Linked DNA regions of Homo sapiens: region 2 is linked to region 1. Evidence: read pairs that join two places in POLR2A ChIA-PET (ENCODE). Cell type or tissue: OCI-LY7. All regions are shown on one strand. Region 1 overlaps IMMP2L (inner mitochondrial membrane peptidase subunit 2). Region 2 overlaps IMMP2L (inner mitochondrial membrane peptidase subunit 2).

Region 1 (4,000 bases):
TATATGTCCAGAATCTAAGCCTTGTATTTAGCTGCCCTGGCTCTTTGCTCTCCTTCAATCTGGAATCTTCATTAATCTTGCCTTATCTTTAATGATTTTGACATTTCTGAAGAGTACAGCTATGTTTTGTTTCTCTACTTGGGTTTATCTGATGTTTCCTTATGAATAAGTTGTTATTTTGGGCATTATTACCACAAAAGCGATGCTATGTTCTCAGTTCCTCATGTTAAAAGGTGTGGTTCAAGCTTATCTTGTACTTTTCTTGCCCCAGCCCTGGCGCTACCAAAGACTTCTGGTTTCTTTTAGTGGATGCTAAGGTTGCTCTTTGCTACTGGGTCTAAGATTGCTCTTTACTACTGAGGTGTCTTTGCTTCTAGATCTTTTCAGTGAACAAACCTAGGAAATACAGATTTGCACATTATATGTATATATGTATGTACATATATGCATGTACATACATATATTGATATGGCTTGGCTGTGTCCCCACCCAAATCTCAACTTGAGTTGTATCTCCCAGAATTCCCATGTGTTGTGGGAGGGACCCAGGGGGAGGTAATTGAATCATGGGGGCCGGTCTTTCCTGTGCTATTCTCGTGGTAGTGAATAAGTCTCACGAGATCTGATGTGTTTATCCGGGGTTTCTGCTTTTGCTTCCTCCTCATTTTTCTCTTGCCACTGCCATGTAAGAAGTACTTTTCGCTTCCTGCCATGATACTGAGGCCTCCTCAGCCATGTGGAACTGTAAGTCCAATTAAACCTCTGTTTGTTCCCAGTTTTGGGTATGTCTTTATCAGCAGCATGAAAACGGACTAATACATATGTACATTACATGTATATATGTACGTACATATATACATATACATCTCCATCTATCTATCTATTGATCAGTGATTATCTAAAAATATATGTTCCCACTGATCTCCTCGATTCCAAACGACAGGGTTTATTCTTCCTTCCCCTTTTTGTACTTGTAGGTTCCTTCTCCAACATTAGAAAACCTGGCTCCCATTATCCTCAGTATATTTATTTGTTTGCCCAATTTCCCCTTTTTATACTTAATTTTACAGCTGTATGGGTCATCTCCTTGACCTCAACCCACTATCCCCAGCCAACTGGTTGAATATTTGGTCCCGGTCTTGCTGTCTGTGCCAGCTAATTTCTCAGTCCTAACCAAGGGTAACTGGCCCAGATACTTCTTGTTTCCTAGCACTTTTATTATTTTCTTTTAGATATAAAGGGCTGTGTGGACTCTAAAAGTGATTTGGCTGAGCAGGTAGCATTTGGTATGGGTTATATCATAAAACAAATTTCTATTAAAAATGGGGTTATTTAGTATTTTAGTTTTTTTTTTTTTTTTTTTTTTTTAAAGACAGAGTCTTGCTCTGTCTCCAGGCTGGAGTGCAGTGGTGTGATGTTGGCTCACTGCAACCTCTGCCTCCTGGTTTCAGGTGATTCCCCTGCCTCAACCTCCTGAGTAGTTGGAACTGCAGGCACGCGCCACCATGCCTGGCTAATTTTTTGTATTTTAGTAGAGATGAGGTTTCATCATGTTGGCCAGGGTGATCTTGATCTCCTGACCTCGTTGTCTGCCCACCTTGGCCTCCCAAAGTGTTGGAATTATAGGTGTGAGCCACTGCGCCTGGCCGTATTTTAGTTTTTGTAAAAAAAATTATTATTCTAGATGTGAATGACAGAACTTTAGTGCTTAGCTTAAGATTCTGTTATGCAAGGCAATAACACTGGCATACATGCTAGCCATTTTTGATGTTAAAGATAGTTTATGAATAAGAAACCATCTATATTGTTAAGGCAGGTTTTTCTTTGGTTTCTTTTGGATTTATTTTTTGGCAGCTTGATAAGCAATAGCTAAAACGAGTTCTTGTTGAACCTTGTTTATTGGTTTGCAATAATGAGAACAGTTATTGAGTCCAATAATTTTGTGCTTTTATTTTCAAGTAACAAAGTGTTCTTATTTTGTGATGATACCACAGAAAGCTGGTTTAAAAGCTAGTTTTAAAGGATCTGTAGCTTGAGAGGTTGTAATTTAGAATGGAGACATGGTGGTCAGAGGAAATGAGCCAAAGTTAAAAGCCTTTTCTGTGCCATTGCATCTGTAACCATCCTCAAAGTACTCTGCACTTTATGTCACAAAAAAGCCTCAAATCCTGTGGGTAAATGTTATCTGCAGGAACCTCATCATTTTTGAAAACAGTACTTTTATCCTTAGAGTGTTTGAACAAGAAATACAAATAATAGTATTTTCTTTTCTTTTTACAGGACAACAGATAGATAGAAGTATTCTTCTGCTATTTTTGAATAAGTGCTATGTGATATAAGAAGCAAAATCAAATTTAAAATTAATGGATGGTGAGATAGAAACTTATGGTATTATCTTGTTTAAATCTCTTTTGCCTCTTTTGTGAAACAGTCATTCTCTTCTTTTTGTGGGGTTATTTTATGCCTAATTTTCTTTTACAAGGTAGAATATAATTGCTTGTCAGCTAATAGTTTATGGCACAGATATTTTTGCCAAACACATTAAAGGTAGATCTTGGTTATACATAACCTTCAAGGAACACAGGGAGCACACATGATATGGACAGAGAAGTTGATGGGCAGTGATTATGATCGCACAGGGAAGGGGAGTGAAGGCTTGTGTTATTCTTTTTCTTTAAATGTATTTACAGTTTATCATGAGTCTTTTATGAGTTTTCATGTCCTTGTCTGCTGTAACTTTACTTGCTTCTTATCCATTCCCTCTCTCTGTCTGCCTTTGTCTCTCACATACATTCATTCACACACACCCAAATACACATACCTTCACACTTGAATTTGAGTAGCTGGCATGCTTAGAAATATTCTCAAATGGGGGTTACATAGGGCCAATGTATATAAATTGATGTACCTTTATGTATATATGTATTTGTATAGTCACACACTCTATTTTCAAATAGAAAACCAGTCATACAAAGTATTTGCCTTATCTTAAACATTCAGTTTATGTTTGTTAAGTGAATGAATGTATGAGTCTAAAAAGAGCAATGATATTAAGGATTGGGGAAAACTGGGCATAGGAAGGATTACTCATGGGGAAGTTATTTATTCAGCAAAGATTGACTTGTCTAGATTATTATATCAGGTTATTTATCAATCATGTGGAGCAGGCTGGGAGTGGTGGTTTATGCCTATTATCCCACTGCTTTGGGAGGCTGTGGTGGGAGGTTTGTCTGAGGCCAGGAGTTCAAGACCAGCCTGGACAACAGAGCGAGACCCTGTTTCTTAAAAAAAAAAAATTAGCTGGGAGTGGTGGCATGTGGTTGTAGTCCTAGCTACTCGGGAGGCTTAAGCCCAGGAGTTGGAGGCTGCACAGTCCAGCCTGGGTGACAGAGTAAGACCCTGCCTCTATTAAAAAAAAAAATTCATGTGGAGCAATTGGTAGGTTGAGTTTATTCCTTCACCCCGCCTTACTGAACCAAATCTTATTTCTGATTAGTAGAGGGTAAGTGGATAATTAATTGAGATGTACACATATTTCATTGGAAAAGATAAATTATGCCTTAGATGAAGACAGTGACCTGGGTATGGGATCAGATATTTGTAATTTTTTTCCTTTTCCATCAGCTTTTCTTATGGCAGCTCATTTTCTGTCTTATGACAGCCAAGTAACCAGTAGAGTAAAATGACGTTTATATGGTAGAAACCACAATGAACCACTCAGGACATCTGCCTTTAAAAACAGCAATAAAAAGATCAAACATTCTCTAGTTACAACTTTAACATTTTACCATTTGGAGTGATACTGCTAGTCCTGTCAATGAAAAGGACCACTTGGCATCTTTTTGGAGTATCCGAATGTGTGGTTGTGGACTCACTTCGGCCTAGGGTAGCGCTATGGGTCTTGTACAGGATTTTCTGAACCACTTTTCTAATGTGCCCAAAATGTAGAGAACAGGATACTGCTTCCCCTGCTGCTTTCCTGAATGTCAGCATCTTTTTCT
Region 2 (4,000 bases), 140 kb before region 1:
TAGGATGGGGCCTGCTTTTCCACTGAATCAGAGGGAAGGGTGTGCATAAATGCATGATGTTTGCAAGTTGAAGGAGTCCTTACCAAAAATCAGGAAGCCTTTATGAATTTCTGTATCCTAGTTGTTTCCTGGTTGTATTTTCTCTCTACATCAGTTGTACTAGAGCATGACCTTCAAATTCATTTGTTTTTACATATTGCTGACTTAAGATTGAATACATCAGTTTTAACCTCTCTTCTCTTAGTATCCAGATGCTTATCAGTTTACCAACAGAAAGTCACAATTATCTCCATGAAAGAAGCAATTTTATAGGGCTTAGCTTCATCATTGTATCAGTGTTGACTTTTTTATTGGGTATCTTTGCCAAAAAATGACTAACTTTATGCCTTACATAATTACATTTCTCCTCCTTTATTATTTTTGGCTGGTTTTCCTCTTTCTTTCTTATTTCTTTTTTTGTGTATGTGCCATTTTGGTCTTTCCTGAGAATTTTCAAGTGAGAACTACTAGGTCAGACAAGACTAAAGATAAAGAATTTGATACTGGTATTCATGTTCTAAAGAGTACTAAGTGTCTGTTTATAAAATATTGTTTACTTATAATGTGAAAGGAGCAAGATAGTCCTGAAAAAATTTTTTAAATTGCTTTCTATAGATTACTTGCCAGGATCTGCTTCCAGTGGAACCAAAATTGTTGTAATTCATCAGTTTTTCTTTTTTATCCTTGTATTAGACCACATGTATCCAAATGTCTCCTGATTTTTCACATGCTTAGGCTCTGTTTGCCGAGCCAGGTTATTGGTACCAGGGGCTGCTAGAAAGATCCGTGGAGGATGATAGCTGGATTATTTATGGTCATATACTTGTTTCTTGTGACCTTGTCACAGGTCCCTCTGGGGAGGAAGTATGGCTTGGTCAATCTGGTGTCTTAACATAGTGTCTAGCACAAAGTAGGCACTTAATGTTGAAAGAATGAAAATGCAAACTCTACGTGGAGAAAGGACCATGCTGACCTTGTTCTATAACACATATTTATCTCTTAGCACAATTCCATGGTGCATGGTAGGTACACATATACTGACTGATTCAGGAATTGTGTGTCAGATTTGCTTGGATCCCTACTCTTGTGTTCTCTGATATTCATAGTTTGATGGTTTCCTCTTTATAAATAAAATCTTGATTTTGTGTAGGCTTATGATGATTGAAAGGTTACATTTTACATAAGATACTGCTTTATAACTTATTATTTTCCTCTTACCTTCAAACCTCCCACACAACTTTTAAATAGTTTTTATAATTAGGATGACTTGTGGTGGATTTATCCACCTGGTTGCCATGGATGAGTGATTGGTGACTTTGTACAAGCTAAAATATAAGCAGGCTTAAGAACAATTTTAGATGAATTAATGCATGATCAAGCCACAAGTTGTTACGGGAAGGAGAGAAATTTACAGTGTGGGTTGTTATGTGGTTGAGGTCAGCATCACCAAGAAACTCTCACTTGTAAGTGCTGTATGCCAGGTGGCAAATATGGTTTCACTTGATTCTGAAAGCTTATTTAAAAAATATTCTCAGTTTAAGCACTTCAACAATGAACTGGGTGTACTTACAATTTTAAGCAATAATTTTCTCAGGAGCAGTGTTTTGAACCTCAGTGACTTCCATAGTTACAAGAAGAATGAGGTAACTGATAAAAATTATTCCCTTTTTGCTGGGGGTGATTTTAGTACCTGATTGTTATTGCTTAGATGAAATTTTCCCAGAGGAAGTCGGGGCTAGGTACTTATTACTGTGGTGGTTTTAAACATTTAAGGTGTGAACAAAAGACCGGATCATCTGAATGATTCTTTGGCAATTTACATAGACAAGGAGGTGCATTAACTTTGCCAATATGTGAATGCCATAAAACTTTAAGAAAATTATTGGATATGACAACATAGAAATGTTGTGTTCATTTCTTCATGTATGAATGGCTTCTTTAGTATTTACATGATAGAAGCTTTTAACAGTGTTTTATTATTATGAAATATAGGTGCCCCTCACAATTCAGATAAAACAGGACTGAATTGAGCGTTTTCTTTTGAGCCTCTGAAAATAGCAACCACTTGTACCTTGTTTCCAGGGTAGCTTTTATTGCTCTTGCTTCCTTGGCTTGGAGCAGGATCAGCACATATCAGATTGAGACATCTCCCACATGCTCCTTTATAATCTCTCAGAAAAACACTTGCCCTGACTTTGTTGTGCAGGCGATGGTAGCAATGCTCTGGTCAGCAGTCAGGTTGTGGAAATGAGAAGTGAAAGAGCAACGGTGTTCAGGTCTTTATCTATATTTAAAATGTTCTTTTACATCATTGGCACTGGTTTCAGCTCCCTCACTGTTGGGTCTTTTAACCAGTTGTTTAAAAAAAGTTAATTCTCTTTTATTTTCAATACTTAAAAAAGTCTCAAACCATAAAGGCAACTCACTTTTTCTTAGTCAATAGTGATCTCAGTGTTTGTTTTAGTATCTGCCAAAGTTCTTAAGAAACAGTTAAAAGACAATAAAAAGTTATAGAAATAAAGAATTCTGGCTTAGAAAGAACCTTAGATATTAAATCTACCCCCCCCCCCTTTTTGGAGACAGGGTCTTGTTTGGTCACCTAGGCTGTAGTGTGGTGGCACAGTCATAGCTCACTGCAGTCTCAAACTCCTTAGCTCAAGCAGTCCTTCCACCTCAGCCTCCCAAGTAGATAGGACTACAGGTGTATGCTACCATGCCTTGCTAATTTTTAAATTTTTAGAGATGGAAGTCTTGCTGTGTTGCTCAGGCTGGCCTCGAACTCCTGACCTGAAGTGACCCTCTTGCTTGGCCTCCCAAATAAGCCCCTTCTTGTCACACATGAGGAAACAGGCCAGAAGTGACTTGTTCAAAGTCATGGAACTGGTTATAGACAGAGACAGATATCTACCTCAGGTCTCCTGAGTCTCATTACCATGCTCCTTTTTGGGGACCAGTGACTACATGGAGTAGAAGTAATGTAGGAGAGCATTACTGGAAAAGAAGAGGAGGCTCACAATTCAGGAAATGTGAATTTAATGCAACTTTTATTAATGTTTCCCCCTTAATTTACATTTTAATCATGCATACTACCTTATAACTAAGATAGCTGTGGCATCATATTTGGAAGCATTCCGTTTCTGTCCTGCAGGTATCCTCAGCTGTTTTGTGAAGGTCCATGCATGCAGGGCATGATGAACAGCAAAGAGAAGACATGTTTCCATTCTGTGCCTCTTAAAATAAAAGTAGCGAATATTTGACAGAACTTTCCAGAAGTTTCCAGAAATATAGATAGCCTGCACTGGCTACATAAACAACATTATAGTCAGTTAAATATATTGATTGCTGCATAAACAGGAAAGAATCTTGCTCAGTGTTATTTGTACTACTTAGAGCAGCAGAGATTGGGGTGAGAGTGTGGTTTGTTCATTGTGATGGGATAGAAATTAACACTAGTGTTACCCCGTATTATCTGTATATCATAGTGACTTCCTAGGGCAGATACCATCTTTCTGTTTTAGAAACCAGCAAAAATTCAAAGAAGAAAATAGTAATCGTCTCCATTCCTAGCATATAGAATTAACCACTGCTAGCATTTTGATGCTGCTTTCTTCCCTCTTTTGGTATACTTTAATAATTACACAAGTAACATATGAGTGGTTATTAAACAATTAAAACAATATAAATATTCAATTTTAAATACTTTTATGTGCACATATAAATGTATGTTGAAATGTAAGGTATTGTTTAGTGAGAGTTTTTGAATGGTACTATACTGTATGCTTAGCCATCTTTATATCCTCTGTACTTAGCATTGCTGCTTGATAGCAAATAAATGCTTACTGAATTAAAAATTCACGTAATAAATTCTGTATATACTCTATCCAAACTGAACTTATTTTAGTTTCTTAAACAGCTACATTTTATTTTGCCCCTAGGCCTTCATATATGTTACTGCTTTTAC

The links. ChIA-PET counts read pairs that join two places held together with the same protein. Peaks named below come from ENCODE experiments on the same cell type or tissue, not always from the same donor. Only the 100,000 strongest peaks of a DNase experiment are listed, where the experiment ranks them.
Region 2: POLR2A ChIA-PET joins it to region 1 with 22 read pairs; 2 of 35 experiments call an interaction of 5 or more read pairs at or near these places.

The regions. Positions count from the first base shown.
Region 1 is chr7:111,385,343-111,389,342 of GRCh38, reverse strand. All of the region lies in intron 3 of IMMP2L (inner mitochondrial membrane peptidase subunit 2), which reads left to right. LOC124900232 (a long non-coding RNA gene) reads left to right here. Exons shown (of 2, transcript XR_007060475.1): 2 at 2,280-4,000. Among named protein-coding and RNA genes, the nearest start is that of IMMP2L, 180 kb to the left of the region's middle. In OCI-LY7, no CTCF peak of the experiment used is centred here; no DNase peak of the experiment used is centred here.
Region 2 is chr7:111,526,032-111,530,031 of GRCh38, reverse strand. The region is part of intron 1 of IMMP2L (inner mitochondrial membrane peptidase subunit 2); the gene reads left to right. Among named protein-coding and RNA genes, the nearest start is that of IMMP2L, 34 kb to the left of the region's middle. RefSeq lists enhancers at 2,382-2,431, 2,752-2,821. In OCI-LY7, no CTCF peak of the experiment used is centred here; DNase peaks (open chromatin) are centred at 971, 1,471 and 2,281; H3K4me3 peaks cover 2,503 bases; H3K27ac peaks cover 2,939 bases.